Linked DNA regions of Mus musculus: region 2 is linked to region 1. The links are chromatin loops, found by intact Hi-C in ENCODE. Cell type or tissue: left cerebral cortex. All regions are shown on one strand. Each heading gives the region's core, and the rest is flanking DNA. Links, peaks and the distances in the headings are about the cores only. Region 1 has its middle 66 kb from the start of Ccna1. Region 2 overlaps Gm31358 (a long non-coding RNA gene).

Region 1 (8,336 bases), core at 99-8,098:
TCTGTGAGCCATGAATACACAGCTGATGGCTGGTGGATCTGCTAGTCTGGCTGCATGGCAGGCAACATGTCCCCGCAGTGGAGTTTTGGCTGGATACAAGGGAGCATGCAGTCTCAGAGGGGTGCAGCTGGCTAAAGTCAAGAAGACTCTGCTTTGTCAGTGGCATCCTTCAAAGTTGTATTAGTCAGGGTTCTCTAGAGTAACAGAACTTATAGAATGAATCTCCTATATTTATATAGAATAGGGGTTCATTATAATGGCATACAGGCTAATACAACAATGGCTGGCTATGAATGGAAAGTCCAAGAATCCAGCAGTTGCTCAGTTTGTGAGTCTGGAGGTCTGAACTGGTCTGCAGTAGACTCTGGAATCCCAAAGTAGGCTCTAATGCCGGTGAGAGAATTGACTTGCTATCTAGGGGAGAGCAAGCAGGGAAAGATGAAAAGCTTCCATCTTCCATATCCCAAGATAGACTTCCAGCAGAAGGTGTGACTCAGATTAGAGGTGGGGTTTTTCCCAGCTCAAAGGATCAAGATTAAAGGTGTGTCTTCCTACCTCAAAGATACAGAAGTGGCTCCTCCTATTTTAAATTAAGCAAAAATCCCTTATAGGTGTACCCTCCATTTGGATCAAGATTAAAGGTGTGTCTTCCTACCTCAAAGATACAGAAGTGGCTCCTCCTATTTTAAATTAAGCAAAAATCCCTTATAGGTGTACCCTCCATTTGGGGATTTTAAATAATTCCAGATGTAGTCAAAGTGACAACCAAAGAATAACCATCACACGGGCCTTGGCCAATCCAACAAAGAAGCCCATCCTTGAGGGACAGTGGCATTACTGTGAGATGGAGACAATAACATGCACAGAGCCAAAGAATATATTAGGCCAGGAGCCTGTCTTCTTTCCAGGGATGTTAAGTGAGACTACTTCTGCCATACAACTGGATTCTATTCTAGTGGGGGAGGGGAAAACAAACAGAAGAGAGAACAGAACAGAGCAGGAAAGAGCAGCAAAACTCAGTATTTTTTTTAAAGTACCTGACCATTAGTTGAAGGAATGTACACCCTTCAACAAATTTGTACACAGCAAATCTGATTACATTTAAACTGGTTGGGCATTTAGTGAGCATGCTCTTGCTGAATAGTTTGAGGCATCAAAGAAAATGCATGTTTAGAGTTCTATCAATGGGTAGAAAAAATCCAGAAAAATATGCAGCAAAGTTACCACTACTTATGAGACATCCAGAGGCAACTCCCCCTTGCTAAAGTCTTACCAAAAATATCTTGCCTTTTCATTTATTTCATCTACGTATGTATTTAGCATTAAAATGTCTCCATTTTGAGAAAAACAAGCTCATGTTTTTGAAAATGCAAGCTTTAGTATAAAGGACCCAGACACTCTACCAAATCAGACAACACTTGGCTGTCAATCAGTTTTGCTCCAAAGAAGCTCCTGGCTGGATTTATGCAGGGTAAGATGCTCTTCTGAATTTTTCAGTGGTGACTTTGTAAAAATGAGTTTTGGATTCAGAACTTGTTACTCACTTACGGAGCATCCAGGAACAGCCTGGTATCGTGCGATGGAAAGTGATCCGAGTGTCTCTGGGGAAAGATCTTTGAGGTTCTCAAGCCCTGCCACTTAGAAAAAGTCAGCGGCACGGAAGTTTATTATCTCCTTGTTCACCTGACATGGAGACATGGGTACAAGCAGCTTTCTGCAGTCTTACTTGCTTACATGGAGGCCTCCTCTCCTGTGGCACTCTCAGGGTCCCAAGCTCAGAGGTTCAAGAAAATGGTAGCCTACTCCCTAGGTAACATAGCATATGGGGCTACAGTGGCTGGTACTTACTGTGTCCTTCTGAGCAGTAGGAGATGGATGACTGCATGGCTTAACGAGATTCTCCGAGGATTCTCAGGTTCCCCTTTACATGGAAGAATCTCACCAGGTCTCAGATTTGGGAGGGACATCTTTCCTTGGATTCAAAATCATTAGATATATTGAAGAATGATCACATTGACTTATGGAATAATTTTAAGTCAATAAACAGCATAAACCACTTGGAAACACACACACACACAGAGATGCACGTGTGCACATGCGCACAAAGGCTACAGGTTCCATACTACTTTTATTTCTACTTCATGAATCAGCAAAGAAATTTTTAATCAGGAGATAATTTTTCCAGGACAGGTGGCTAGAGAGTCACAAGGGTAAAGAGATAGATAGATAGATAGATAGATAGATAGATAGATAGATGATTAAATAAATAATTAGGGAACAGCTTATCAATTTTTTGTGGCACCCAAACAGTGAACAACCCTGGGGAAGTTAAAAGCAAGTCTTCTGTGTCATGCCTGTCATGAGCTGGTTGCTTTTCTTGCTCCTGGTCTGTCTTATATGGGGCAGGATTATGCTTCAACTCTTCTACAACTTGTATGTAGTAGAGGAAACAGAAGGATTTCTGTGGCTATAGTCTCTCATTGCTACTAGTGAGCAAAGACTTACTTAGCAAGCTAAAGGTCCAGATGAGAAATGATGTCACAGATAAGATAGGGTTGGGCAAAGAGCTCAGCTGATGAAGTACTCACTTTGCGAGTAGGAGGACCTAAATTCCATATCCTGAACTCACATTTTAAAAAATAAGTTAGGCATAATGGTCCATGTTCGTAATGCCAGAGCTTGGGAGCTGGAAAGAGAGTCCTGGGGCTTCCTAGTCGGGCAGCCCAGCAGCATCAGGGAGTTCTAAGTGGCCTTGTCTCAAGACAAAACAGCTGCTACTGGAGGAAAGTCTCTGAGGTTGTTCTCCAACTTTCACACATGGGTTCACAGTTGTGCACAAGCAGCTGCCACACATATAGAAACAGACCCACAAACACACACACACAAGTACAGAAAGGAACCTGAGCTGATGGTTCACCTACAGGGAGAGGGAAAGAACTCTACAAAATGTCAGTTAACCACAGTGGATCACAGATAAGTGCTATGGGAGGACCAGCTCCCTCGTGTCATCTGGAGATGCCCACACAGCTGTGGTCATGAGCTTGAGAGAAGGCTGTGCAGTCAGAGAGGAAGAAAGGGTTTACAAGAACATTCTCCCAAATAACAGCGGTTGTGCCTGGCGTCTCCTACAGTCTAAGGAGTAATTCCAGGAATGTCACCTTGCCAGTGACCCAGGCAGTGATTGTTTAGCCCTTTTCTGCACAGAAAGCAATCTGAGGGTGCTGAAACCAGACCGTTTACATTTGTGCTTCAAAGCAAACGGTCTCCCGGGGGTTCCTTTGTTGCTTCATTTTTATGTAAACTATTGTGGGTAGAACTGGGTCTAACAAAGGTTACTAGCAGGAAACTTTCAGTTACTCCTAAGAGCTGGTGCTTCTGTGTCAGGGCCTGTCTGAGAGAACATTCAATGGGTGGTGAGGCTCACCCACAAGGAGACCTTTCTTGAACATTTCGTTCATTCACCTTTATAAGAGGAGCAATGATAGAACTCCCTAAGTGTTTTTCCCATTGTTCTCCTGGGATGCTTACAGGTCTTGGCCATACGCAACTTTGGGAAGGATGTCACTACAGTTACCTACCAGTTTTCCACACATAGATTGCCCAGATGGTGAGGAATGTCCTTTCCCATCCATCTGCTCCCTTCCCTTGGGGTCAGGGTTCTTCTGCGTCATCCTCAAAACTAAGCGGCTGGAGAGATTAGGTTTGGTTCTCTGTTACTCAGAACAGACTGCCTTCATCCAGCACTGACAATTTCTGACACCTATACCTGTCACAGCAGATCGGACCACAAGCAGGAAAAACCGGGATGCTCGACTGCTTCTCTGGGACTCCAAGGGGAGGTGTAGGCAGCACATCAATTCCGTTAAAGTGATTAACTGATTCTCTCCTGGCTTCGCTTGCCAGTGTGGATGTGGACTGAGCTGGCTGCCAACCTGGGCTGAGTTCCCATTGCTGCTGGCTGGTGGAAGCGGTGGCTTTGCTCCAGAGGCGCTTCCCTTCCAGCTGTGGCTGACTGCACTGCTTCCTGTCAGGCTGACCAGGGCAGTTCAGAGAGCAGGTGGCTCCTCTCTCACTTTTTCTGTATCCTCCTCCCACATGTCCATTTTTAATAACCCACACCCCCTCGTGCAAAGTATCTTAATTGATGTTTAAAATGAACATATGCAAATGTCTGTGATCATTATGTATACTTTATTGATAATGTAGTGTGTGTGTTTAAACTCATGTGCATGTCTGTATAAATAACAGATAGGCCATGCAAGTAAGTCTATGAACCACAATAGAGGCTACAGTGCTGTCATCATAGCTCAATTCCCAGTAAATGAAATATTTGCTTTTCTTCTCTTTGGTCGTTTGTTTTTAAGCACACACACCTCTTCCCAGGAAACTGGAGAGATAGAGTCATAGAGTCACACATGTGGGTGGTGAGATTTTTCTCAGTGGCTAGGTGGAGACGCTGACTTTCCCAGGAGCATAAAGGAAAATGACTTTAAACGAGTTAAAAGAAGTGGGAGCTCGTTTTGAGAAGACACCTCACAACTGTATCTAAAAGCTCATTCATTTAGAATGTGATCATCCACTAATTCATTTAATGGGCATTTATGGCTTTTTACTCCTGTAAAAATCAGGTCTGAGGATGGTGGCAAATCAACGGGAGATGTTTTTCTCGGTAGCTTGTGATGTACAGAGGAAGTTTCCCTAACATCGCTTTAGATCACCCGCATGGTTGCTTCTGAGATCACTTTCGTATTGCTTCCTTTAATGCCACTGAAACAGGCAAAGCTGGCAGAGTGCAGAGGTCAAAGCTGTTGCCTGCACCACTGGCTGTTGGAAAAAAAACAGAACTCGTTATAAGCTGTGTGACTTAAAGCAGGTTACTTGGCTGCTCTGCCTATCAGCTTTCTCATCAGTAGCATCAGAATGAATACAATTGATGTCTTCAATAAAATAACATTGGCAACACCATGCCTGGACACTCCAGGTCAGTGGTTCTCAGCCTTTCCAATGAGACCCTTTAATATACTTCCTTCTATTGTGGTGACATCCCAACCATAACATTATTTTCATTACCACTTCATAACTGTAATTTTGCTACTGCTATGGTTGTAATGTAAATATCTGAAGGTTATAGGGTAGGCAATCTCTGTGAAGGGTCATTTGATCCACAAGTTGAAAACTGCTGCTTCTAGGTGCTCTGTAAAGATCAGTTCTGTAGACATTGGAAGATGTTCTTGGGAGTGGTTTAAATTCTAAGAGCAGCTATTTCTGCTGAGATGGAAGAGGGTGCCCTTCTGATGTTTTCTGAAGCAGTACTTAGCCCAATTTCAGCCAATAGATTCTTCAGTATGTTTGATCTGGGAGATGGTAAAGCTGATTTAGTGGTCAGGTTCCCCACCTCTATCTTCATCCATCTTCTGCTCTAACACACACACACACACACACACACACACACACACACACACACACTCAAACTGAGACTAAGGCCCTTTCCAGCTTCCCCACCACACAGACCTTTCAGGCTGTGGAAGAAAGGGGTCAGGTGACTCCAAGGAGAAGGTGCCTGTATAATAGGCCTGAAGATTTAATGGTTGCTAGGCTACCATCCCCTGAGACTGACCTGCTTCAGCTGGCCTGAAGACATGGTAAATTCATGTTCATCTCCAGTAACCAGGAGAGTGTGTCTGCCCCGAAACAGGTTAGTGGCAAGCCAGGGAGGGCTAACTGAAGTGGACTGTGGTCAGAGGAGACCAGTAGAGTCAGGAGGATGGAGCTAAAGTCTGTTTGCCTCTGCCTCTGGCTCTTAAGGAAAAAACTAGCAGCTCGTGGACTGTATTTTATAGGAAAAGAATTTTCACAGTTTCTGAGTGGAAAGAAGGAACTCTGAAGTTGGCCAGGCCAACTTCATGGGGCCTTTGGGGATTTTTTCATACGTAGCCTTTGACTGTAAGAATGAGCTGCACTGTCCAGCAACCATCTTGCCTGAGCTCATTCCACCCTGGTATTCTAGTAAAGAAGACACTTTCAGTTTTGCCCAGAGAATATTCGCAAAACACGTATGTTTGGAGCTAGGCAGTTTGCCCAAGGATGAAAAAAACATTCATAGTTGTTTCCTTCATTCAGAAAGAAGCAAATTTTATCTAATAGCTCTGGGTTATTAATGCTCTTATTGCATGGCTGGTCTCCTGTGATTTGGGTTTTATAGGTCAATGAAGGCTCAATTGCCAAAAACAAACAAGCAAACAAACAAACAAACAAAATCTTGCTCATTTATCTATGTCACTGGTGGCACACCTTAAAGGGGATCTTAGGACCCACAGAGTGCCGTTCTCAGACCTCCTCAGAGGGGCTTCTTGGTGCAGCAGATGGCGGTGACAGCAGAAACTCACAGCTAATCAAAATGCAGAGAGTGGCAGTGGCAGTGCTCAAACACAAAGAGGATATATATGTCACACCTCCGGGCTCAGGGACCATTGCAGAAGCAGGGGGTGGAGGGGGGTGCAGGTTAGAAAGATTATAAGAGCAAGAGGTTGGACAGGACTGAATTGAAAGAGCGTCTTTGGGACATGACAGGATACCTGAAGTCAGACTCAGGTCAGCCAACATTCCAGCCTGAAGAGGGGAAGAGCTCATTGGCCTCCATCCCTAACTGATGTTGATGGTTGACATCTTCTGAAGATGAGACTACTGGTAGGTGGACCATAGTCCAGTGAATGGCCTCATACCCAAACGGGGCAGGACAAATTGGAGTTGATGGGTTGATTTTTTTTTTAAGCACATGAAGTTGAGGGATGTGTGGGGAGGTAGGGGTGGACCTGGGAGGAGCTAGAGGGCACGGATATGATCAAAATATGTTGTACAAAATTCCCAATAAATCAATAAAATATTGCATAATTTTGTTGTTGTTGTTGGTGGTGTATCTACAAATCCATATGTCATTTGCCTAGTAAGTAGATTTCAAATTCATGAGCTTTCTCTTTAGTTCCTGAGTAGTATGGAGATAGAGTGTCCATAGAGCCTGACATTGGATAGAATCTCTCAAACAGGAACTGCCAGGAGGAGTGTGGGAATCAGAACTACGGCAGCTTGGGGCCTACTGGGAACAACGTTCAGCTGCTCTGCCTTCCCACTGGAGCCTTGTCTCCTGGACTGCATGGCTCAACATGCCAGCAAGAGGCTGCCTGGCTCAGTGGCAACCAGTGAGCAACCTACAGCAAGGAGAAGCTTCATTGCCGTGACTCAAGGACAAGGTGGCTTTATTGGATCTGATGTGGAACTGGGCTCTCAGATGGGCCATCCACTACATCCTAGAAAGATGGAAGAGCCAAAGATGGATGTGACTTCTCAAGGTCACTGAGTCCTGATGGCCACACAGGTGACAAAAGGATATGTCCTGCTGGTTTTGAAATGGGGGTCTTATAATATTTCTGTTTTCCTATTTATTTCTCTCTCATTTCCATCTTCATGTAATCAACATCCCTTCGTCCTCCGTGTTTCGTCCTCCTTGAGCAGGTAGACACCGTTGTTTTGTTTTTGTTTTTGTTTTTGTTTTTGTTTTTGTTTCTTCAAGCTGTTCACCCTGGACAAGGGATGTGGGTTTCTGAATGCAGACTGTGTTTTTTGCATTGCTCCTGCCATTCCCAATACGTACCTCCGTGGGAAGTGCTAGCAGTGTTTAGCACAGAATAAACACCCAATGGGGGGGGGGGGGGAGAGGTCAGATGTGATGTTTAGAACAAGGTTGTAGAGAGTCAGTCATGTTAGCAATTCTTCGTAGACACACAGGTTTGATGGGGAGAACCCCAGAGCTGCAGGAGAGGGGTGTGGTCACTGCTGGGGGTGGGGCTTAGACACTTGCCTCCTAAGAGTCTGTCCTGGAGCCCCCAGCGTTGGGAAGGTCTCTGGATGCTTCTCTTCTCATTTTTACACTCTTAGCTCAGGGCATAATTTCAACAACACGGAATATTCTATACACACATAACACACATTCACACGCTCGCGCGCACACACACACACTCACTCACACACGTATCTATGTTTAATTAGTTCTTGGAGGCTTTCGACAATAAGTTTTGATTATATTTTCTCCTCTCTTCCCAGATCCACTCCTTCCCTTCCCACCCGGCTATTTTTTCCTTCTCCCTTTTTTATTAAATTTCCTTTACCCCGTTTCTAATACAACATAATATGATTACAGTTTCCCCTCCCTCTACTCCTCCGTTTCTCCCAGCTCCATTCCCATCTGGATCCACTCCCTTTTTGTCTCTCATGAGAAAAAGAACAGGCTTCTACGAGATAACAACAAAACATAATAGAATAAAATATAAGATAAGACAAAA
Region 2 (8,336 bases), core at 143-8,142, 69 kb after region 1:
ACTCTGGCAGAAGCTTGTCTTGTTCATTACCTGTTTCCTAAGCAGTTCCTGATATATGGGAGGTGTTATTACTGAATAAATGAATGTATTTAGATTGCAAAGCACTCCCAGAGTGAGCTGCAGGTTGAGACTTGAATGAAGAGGGTTGTATGACTGGCCACACTCTCTGTCTGTTTTGTTGTTTTTATGTCTTTAAAAGACAAGGTCTCTCTCCATATCCTTGGCTACTCACCATGCAGATAAGGCTATCCTGGAACTCAAAGAGATCTTCCTGCTTCAGCCTCCTAAGTGCTGGGATTATAGGTGTGCACCACCACACCTGGCTGGCTGGCCATGCTTAAATGCATTGGTTCCACAGACATTTAACTACACAGAGCTTGCAGAGAACTTCCTTGACCTCTTTTGAAGAACATGTCTGAAACATGGAAAAAAAAATGGTTCATTGCTCAACTGTGGGTCCGCTGGGTACTCATACAATTCTCCACTAATGCGGAATCTCGTGAAAAAAATCAGGATTGAGGCATTTTCTTCTTCTCCGCACCAGAGAACCTTGGCTGAGATGTGTAAACCCCAAGGCTGATGAGTGTCTATGGAGCACACCAGGCTCCGTGGGATAGTCAAGGCCACACACATGTCTCACGTGTGCAAGGCTATGAAGCAAGGCCAAGTGTGCAACAACTGTGCCTGGCGTGGAAACTTCTCACTTCTCTCCCAGAGATGATCAACCCTTGTATAATTATAATTTTTGTACTCTTTTAAAAAGCATTTTTTCAGGCTGACATCTCTCAGGTAATATAGATTCCCCCCACCCCCACCCCAGGATTGTCTGAGGAATTAGCTGAAGAACCAATAACAAAGCTATTGCCAGACAATGGGAACCCTCAAAGTCAAGAGTTTTGAAAGGATTTCAACTTCACTAACTGTCTTAGTTAGGGTTTTACTGTTGTGAACAAACACCATGACCAAGGCAACTCTAATACGGACAACCTTTAATTAGGACTGCCTTACAGGCTCAGAGGTTCAGTCCATTATCATCAAGGTAGGAGCAGGGCAGCATTTAGGCAGACATGGTACAGGAGGAGCTGAGAGTTCTACACCTTCATCTGAAGGCTGCTGGCAGAATACTAACTTCCAGGCAGCTAGGATGAGGCTCTTAAAGCCCACACCCACAGTGATACACCTACTCCAACAAGGCCACACCTACTCCAACAGGGCCACACCTACTCCAACAAGGCCACACCCACTCCAACAGGGCCACACCTACTCCAACAGGGCCACACCCACTCCAACAAGGCCACACCTACTCCAACAGGGCCACACCTACTCCAACAAGGCCACACCCACTCCAACAGGGCCACACCTTCTAATAGTGCCACTCTCTGGCCAAGCATACACAAACCATCTCAAGCATACAAACACTATCTCAAGTCCTTCTACTTCTATCCCACTACACCACAAATTTCCTGCTAACGTTTTCAAGGTTCTTTCCATCCCTATGCCATTTCTCTATGAGGAAATGGTAAAACCACGTCAAGGAAAACCTATCTTTGAAGAGCCCCCAAATAGCACATTACAGCCTGTGAGGCTCCAATAGAGCAATTTAAATGATACATATGCACCTCAGACATCATTTCCAAGGTTGCCATGGACTCAGGTCATCCAGTCACAACACAGAGATGAGAAGGATGCATTCAAGTCCCCACCCATGCTTAATGTTGCTCATGATTTACAACCTAAGTACTGTGTGCAGCCACACACGTATCACTAAGACGATCCCTTTATGAGTTATATCCATATTTATTTATTTATTTATGTTTTTGTTTTTTTGAGACAGGGTTATTTATTTATTTATTTATTTATTTATGTTTTTGGTTTTTGAGACAGGGTTTCTCTGTGTAGCCCTGGCTGTCCTGGAACTCACTTTGTAGACCAGGCTGGCCTGGAACTCAGAAATCCGCCTGCCTCTGCCTCCCAAGTGCTGGGATTAAAGGCATGCGCCACCACGCCCGGCCTATATCCACATTTATATGTCAGTATTTTTCTCTCATCTGCACCCTAGTGTGACTCAGTGGTGTTCCAAGGACAATTCTACTCACTATTATCAGGAGAGAGAGAGAGAGAGAGAGAGAGAGAGAGAGAGAGAGAACAAGCCCAGTGTATGCTTTTGACAAACGAACAGAGCTCCTTGGGGGGTGGCTTAGCATCTTTCAATAATTATGTTTCAATGCATCTTCCCTACCTTCAGCCAGGAGATACTTCCTACTTGAAGCCCCATTAATAGAATCACTTTCTCTCTGAACGTCTACAGGTCACAGGCTAGGATACACAGATGTTTTCTTTTTCATAAACCAGGAGAAGGCACTGTTCTGGAAAATAAAAAATGGAGGTCACAAGCTCCTGTAGGTGACCCCAAACCACAGTTATGGCTGGACTAACTAAGCAGGGTCTCCTAGTAGACTGGCCTCTGCCTACTTGGAGCCTAGCAAAACCTGCAAGAGCTGGAGCATGAAGTGGTACATGCTCAGACACACTGCCTGGGAAGGGAGGGGGTTGACATTGGGGTCTACCACCTGCCATGGCTAACATCTTGGCTTCCCAGCCCCCCGACACTCCTCACATTGGGCTCCCTCCTGTAGCATCATTCCGTAGGTCATGCTGGTAGACTGCTGTCATTTTTTTTTTACTACTGTCTATCCTGAATATTTCCCTACTCTTTGTCCAATTTCCCTGTCATCTAACCATCTCATTCCCCAAGTAACAGCCATACGTGAGTTCACATTTAAGCTCCAGCTCTTCACGTCTCTGTTGCTAATGATCAGTGCTGAGGAAAAACACCATGTCTCTTCTTGCCCTTGGTGGAATCGTGCACCATTTAGGAGGGGTCTCCTGTGAAACTCTGGTTGTTGGTGGAATAATGCACTACTTAGGAGGGGTCTCCTATGAAATGCTGGTTGTTCACCTCAGAGGCAGGCTCTAATGCTGGGGAGTCCTGAACGCATAACAACCTGGGAGGCACATCATCGACTCCAGACAGCCATTTGTGGAGTCCTAGTCACACCACTGAAGCTTTTGCGATGGTCTGTATAAGACAGAACATTCCCTAACTGCCTCAAATAATTGTGGAGTTGTGGAAGACATGGGTCCAAAGAAAGGCAAATGAAAACTCACAAATACTCAGAGTTACTCATCATCCTAAAATTGCAACATCGTTCACTAATAGGAAAACAGTGAGCTGTTCCTGAAGGCTTCCAGGAAGATCTAGCAAGCTTCAGCTGGGAGGCCTGGAAGAGGGTGACTCATTCATTCGCTTACCCTCACGATGCTCTGGTCTCTGCCTGCCCGCTGCTCTCAGGTATTTATCCTTTTCCATTTTTGTCCTCAGCATGGATTTTGATCTTTGCTAACTCGAACTTTTCTTTTCTTTTTGAGATAGGGTCTCATTCTGTTTTCCTGGCTGCCCCTATGTACACCAGGCTGGCCTCAAACTCGCTGAGATCCTCCTGCCTCTGCCTCCTAAGTACAGGGGAATTAAAGGCCTGGCGATTTTCTCGTTTGTAACTTCTACTTACTTAGAATTTCAGCCTTCACAGAGCATGTGCTGTCCTAGAGCCTCAGTGTATGATTTTGTTACATCTCTCTTAGATGCTAATGAGCAAATTCTAACATTTCTAACTCCAATGCTCTAAGAAGAGAAATCACGTAAATCAATTAATTGCCTTTCTTGTTATACAATTAAAACCTGGCTTTAGCCAAAAGTATTGTCGGTTATAGCAATAGAAATCAACTTGCCTAGTTTGTTTTAATGATCAGAGATGTCAACAAATGAATAGAAACAAGAAGCCAGAATTACACGTGAGAATCGGCAGAGAGGGGAGTCTCCTGCCATGACAACCGTGGGAGCTGTGACTTGGAACCCTTCTCTGGACAGGAGAATCACATGTCACTAACCATCACTTCCCCCTGTGGGTGCAGGACTCCTATTCTGGTGTAACTACCACCAGAGGGAGCTTTTCCTAGCAGCCCCTGCACCACCACCACCCAACTCTTGGCAAAATCTAAGCCATGAGCTCTCAGCCCAGCTCTTATGTGGTGAGAAGGAGAAAGAGTGCATGGTCTCCTAATCTTCATCAGTGAGAACTGGGTTCCACTTGGCACTGAGTCTCAAGCAGTGGGATTGTAGTAGGAGGGCAAGCTCCCCCCCCAAAAAAAATAACCCAGATGTCAATTACAGTAACTCTGATGTAGCTGTCCTTCTGTCACATGTCCCGCCCAAGCCAGCTGACTTGCTCAGGAAACAGAACATGGTTGCTCATTTATAGGGGTCCATGGATATGGAGGCCATCTTGGTTGGCCAAAACTATCACAACCAACATTGTTCAGGGGTTTCTTTCACATATACTGTGAAACATACATAAAAGCATGGCATTCAAATCATGTGTATATGGCATGTCTGTCTTTTTGGCCAAAGGATAAGCATTTTAGGGCATGTGTTTGTCTCTTTGGATCTTATGTCCTTAATTCCTGGAACATAGCAGATGCTCCCAAAATACCTCTTAGATTTAGTAAAACTTTAGACCAGCAATTTGTCTGTAACATCAGATGCCATAAAATTTTCCATGCTTTGTAGAACATCATGATATAAGCAACAACAACAAAAGCATATTGACACATCGTAAAATTGTTATGATCTATAATTTTCTTAGAGTTATTTTCTCAGACACTTTCAGAGAGCACCAATTTTTAAAATTGTGGCAGGTGAAATGAGAAGATTACTTGAAGACTGAAAGGTGGGATCCAGAGAGAGAAGGTAGGGATGGGGAGGTACAGAAAAGGGGGACAGAGTTGGAGAGCTGCAGGAGATGTAAGATGCCCACAATCGAGGGGAATATTAGTGAATGGACAGAGGACCTTTGAATGTTGCTTTAATGGTAGCAAGGAAGAAAAAAATGAAATTTTCAAAGCTTTTATTTTATGTGTATGAGTGTTTTGTCTGCATGTATGTATGTATACTACATGTGTGCAGTCCTCACAGAGGCCAGAAGAGAGGGTATCAAATGCCCTAGAATTACAGGTATAGGTGCAGGGAACTGAACCCAGGTCTTCTGTGATGACACAGTGCTCTTAGCCACTGAATCGTTTCTCCAGCCTGAGGTAATATTTGTAAACGTGCACTATATTCTGACCTCTAGCAAACTTACACTGGTACCACTTTGCACATGTGTGCCTTAACATTTTTGGCAACAATTTCATAAAGCAGACGCCATTCTATTCACTTGCTAGATCAAGGCTCCAAGAGTTTATATAGTTGAGTTGTATCACCAGCACACGCATTGTAAGTGTCAGTGTCGGGATTTCATGATTCTCTGTTATTCTAAGTTCCACATATTTTCTACACCCACTTCTCCCTTGATAAGACTGAATTGGGTGAAGGGGTTAGCTTTCACAGAAGCTATGTCTCTAGTGAAGGGGTTAGCTTTCCCAGAAGCCATGTCTCCTGAGACTGCTGGCAAATCTCCTTCTGGTGCTACCTTGTCATCATCTGAAGGCAGTCCCTGTAAGTAAACTGGATGTTTAACATTTCCTAGGTATTTGTCATGAATTAAAAGAAGAACATTGATTAACATATCACCCAACTATTCAGTTTTCACTACCTTCACTACAGATGTTTTATATCATTTAAATTAGGAGGTATAATTATTAATCAATTTTAAGTCAAAGAAAGGGGGTAAGGAAGAGTTATACACAATTGTTAAATATACAAAGGCCCTGAAATACACTAACATGTGTTCTCTAGACCATAGAGAATCCCCTGTTCCCCTTGGGTAGTGTTAGTAAATTGACTCTGATAATGACCTAATGACCTAACATCATGAGAGTCTACCTGATGTCAAATGTCCTAGCCCCAAAGCAAAGAGCTTAGTCAATCATTAACCATCTATAAAGACTGAGTGATGTTGCTCCAAAGTATATGTACATCTAGAACCTATGAATGTGTACTTGGGGGATGTCTGAAGTTCTAGTTAAGAATTTAAAACACTGTCTTGCTATTTTGGAGAGAAACTCTGAGCTAATACAGTCCTCCTCCTAAGAGAAGAGAAAAAGAAACAGAGAGAAGATGAAGATGGCTGGAGACTGGGATGATCCATTTGCCTACAGGCTGAGGGCCACAAAGGGAGCCAGGATCTAGGAGAAAGGCATGCAGCAACTCTCTTTGGGCTTCCACAAGGGACCAGGTGACATTTTGATGTTTCCCATTTTAAGCCATCTTGTCACTTCTTAAGTGACCACTTGTTATACAAGCCTCAGGAAACTATAATACTAACATAGTTTGGGGTGTGTAGATGAAAGCCTTATAAAATGGGCATCAAAGAAAACCAAGGAAAGTGCCCTACCTTGCCACCAAAGGTAAAATAGAGAAAAGAAACCAGCTTATGCCAATCTAAACAGAAAGCGCCAAGAGGACAACAATCCTCTTCCTTCTCTCTCTGAAACTCACGGGTCCTCTGCAGGGTTCTCAATGGAGACTCTGAACTAGAAATACATGGAACGTGGAAGAAGACTATGAAGCTGTGGCTAGAGATCTTAGATACAGAGATGTTTGAGGACAACTATCCTGAAGGCTGACAGCTTTAACTCTCCTCTTTGAATCCTGAGAGTTTCCCAAGTGCTGTGTAAGAAAAGGCAGCTGTCTCACGACAAGATTTCTGATGGCGTAGAGGATTTGTCTTTAGATGGTAAAACATTTCTCTATATTCCAACCTAATGTAATGGATATTGCTGCTCAGGAGGAAGAGAGGTGAAGATGCAAGATAGAATTTACTGAACAGTTAGCGAGCAGGGGACTGTTTGAGTCTGCTTTGCAAAACCTGGGGAGAAAGGGGGTTGACTTATAGGTTACAGTCCATCCTGAAGGAAAGTTGGGGTAGGAACTCAAACAAGACCCTGGAGGCCAAAACTGAAGCAGAAACCAGGAGGGAGCATTGGTTATTGGCTTGCTCCTGAGGGCTTGCTCAACCTGCCTTTTTAGACAGCCAAGGGTCACCTAATCAGGGTTAATGCTGCCCACAGTGGGCTGGGTCCTCTCACATCAATAACGGAGCAAGAAACTGTCCCCATAGACTTGCACATAGGCAGATCTGATGGAGGCACTTTCTCAATAGAGGCTCCTTTCTTTGGGTTACTCTGGTCTGTGTCACAATGACAAAGAAAGCAACAAGCATAGCGGTCAGTAGATGATGTAACTGAATTCATAGAAGTGGCAATGAGCAAATGGTTGAGGTTTACCAACCAGGCACTTGGGATGCTAAATCAGAAAGACCATCATTGTGAGATGGGCTTGGGCTACACAGTGGGTCAAAGACCAGCCTAGGTCATAGAGTGAGCCCTTATCTCAAAATCAAGCAAACAAAAAGTAGGTGAGCTCTGGAGTACAAATGTTTGGAGAGAAGCGTCTTTGAACTTGCTCTCTTGACAATACAGCTCATTCAGCTCCCCCTACATTTTTATTTTATTTTAAATGAGATGGAGTCTCAGACAAGGCTACCTTGGTCCTGGCTCCATAGCTAAAGATGGCCTTGAACTCTGTCTCCACCTTTAAAGTGTTGGGAGTACAAGTAAGTGCCACCATGCTGAGTTTATGTGGTGCTGGGAGTGGACTCCAAAGTCTCTAGCTGTTCGAGTGCTCCACCATCTGAGCTCCATGTTCAGTTCCACCACACGTCCCCCTCCCCCTCATCTTAAGTGAGGCACACGCATATCCACATAGAAAAGACTCACATGCCCAGGACAAGCAGAACAGAGACAGCATAGCTTTTATCACAACGGTGTCTCAGAGTTAGGCCCCATGCCTGTCTCTACCTGGAAAACCAATAAACGTGGACAGAAACAGTGTAATCCAGGAGCTAGGCACTGGTGAACAACGAGCTGTCACGAAGATTTAGGCAGCCCAGTGCTTTGTTGGTTCACTTTTAAGCCAAAAAATGGGGGGGGGGGGCGGTCCTCCGGGTGAAAATCCATCAACAAAAAGTAACCAACATGTCCCAGAGCTCAGTGCTTCAGATCATATAGACCAGGGAGCCAACTGGGTCTTTGAATAAAAAAGAACCCAAGACACCAAAGAAACCAAGCTTCTCTTCTCCCCAAAGCATCTAAACAAGCCCAGGCACGGAAGGCTCCCGTTCCATCGTTCCTTTATAGGATTGTGACATTTATCCGTGTAGTCTTTAATGATTATCTGTGTGACTGGCGGTCGTAGAAACCATGGTTCTATTCATTCATTAGATGGTTTCTCAGAGGACTGAGAGGGCGGGAAGGAGAAAGACTGAATGGGGGAGGGG

The links. A loop is a pair of places that touch in the nucleus more often than their neighbours do. Peaks named below come from ENCODE experiments on the same cell type or tissue, not always from the same donor. Only the 100,000 strongest peaks of a DNase experiment are listed, where the experiment ranks them.
Region 2: a loop joins it to region 1, with 1.8 times the contacts of the local background. A loop is called at or near these places in 1 of 42 quality-filtered maps.

The regions. Positions count from the first base shown.
Region 1 is chr3:54,985,157-54,993,492 of GRCm38, reverse strand. No RefSeq gene overlaps it. Among named protein-coding and RNA genes, the nearest start is that of Ccna1, 66 kb to the left of the region's middle. In left cerebral cortex, for the core only: no CTCF peak of the experiment used is centred there; DNase peaks (open chromatin) are centred at 460, 1,436, 3,925 and 4,432.
Region 2 is chr3:54,916,282-54,924,617 of GRCm38, reverse strand. It overlaps Gm31358 (a long non-coding RNA gene), which reads right to left. Exons shown (of 4, transcript XR_375676.2): 2 at 2,240-2,366. Among named protein-coding and RNA genes, the nearest start is that of Gm31358, 4.4 kb to the right of the region's middle. In left cerebral cortex, for the core only: a CTCF peak has its summit at 3,993 (motif pointing right); a DNase peak (open chromatin) is centred at 4,004; H3K4me3 peaks cover 59 bases; H3K27ac peaks cover 23 bases.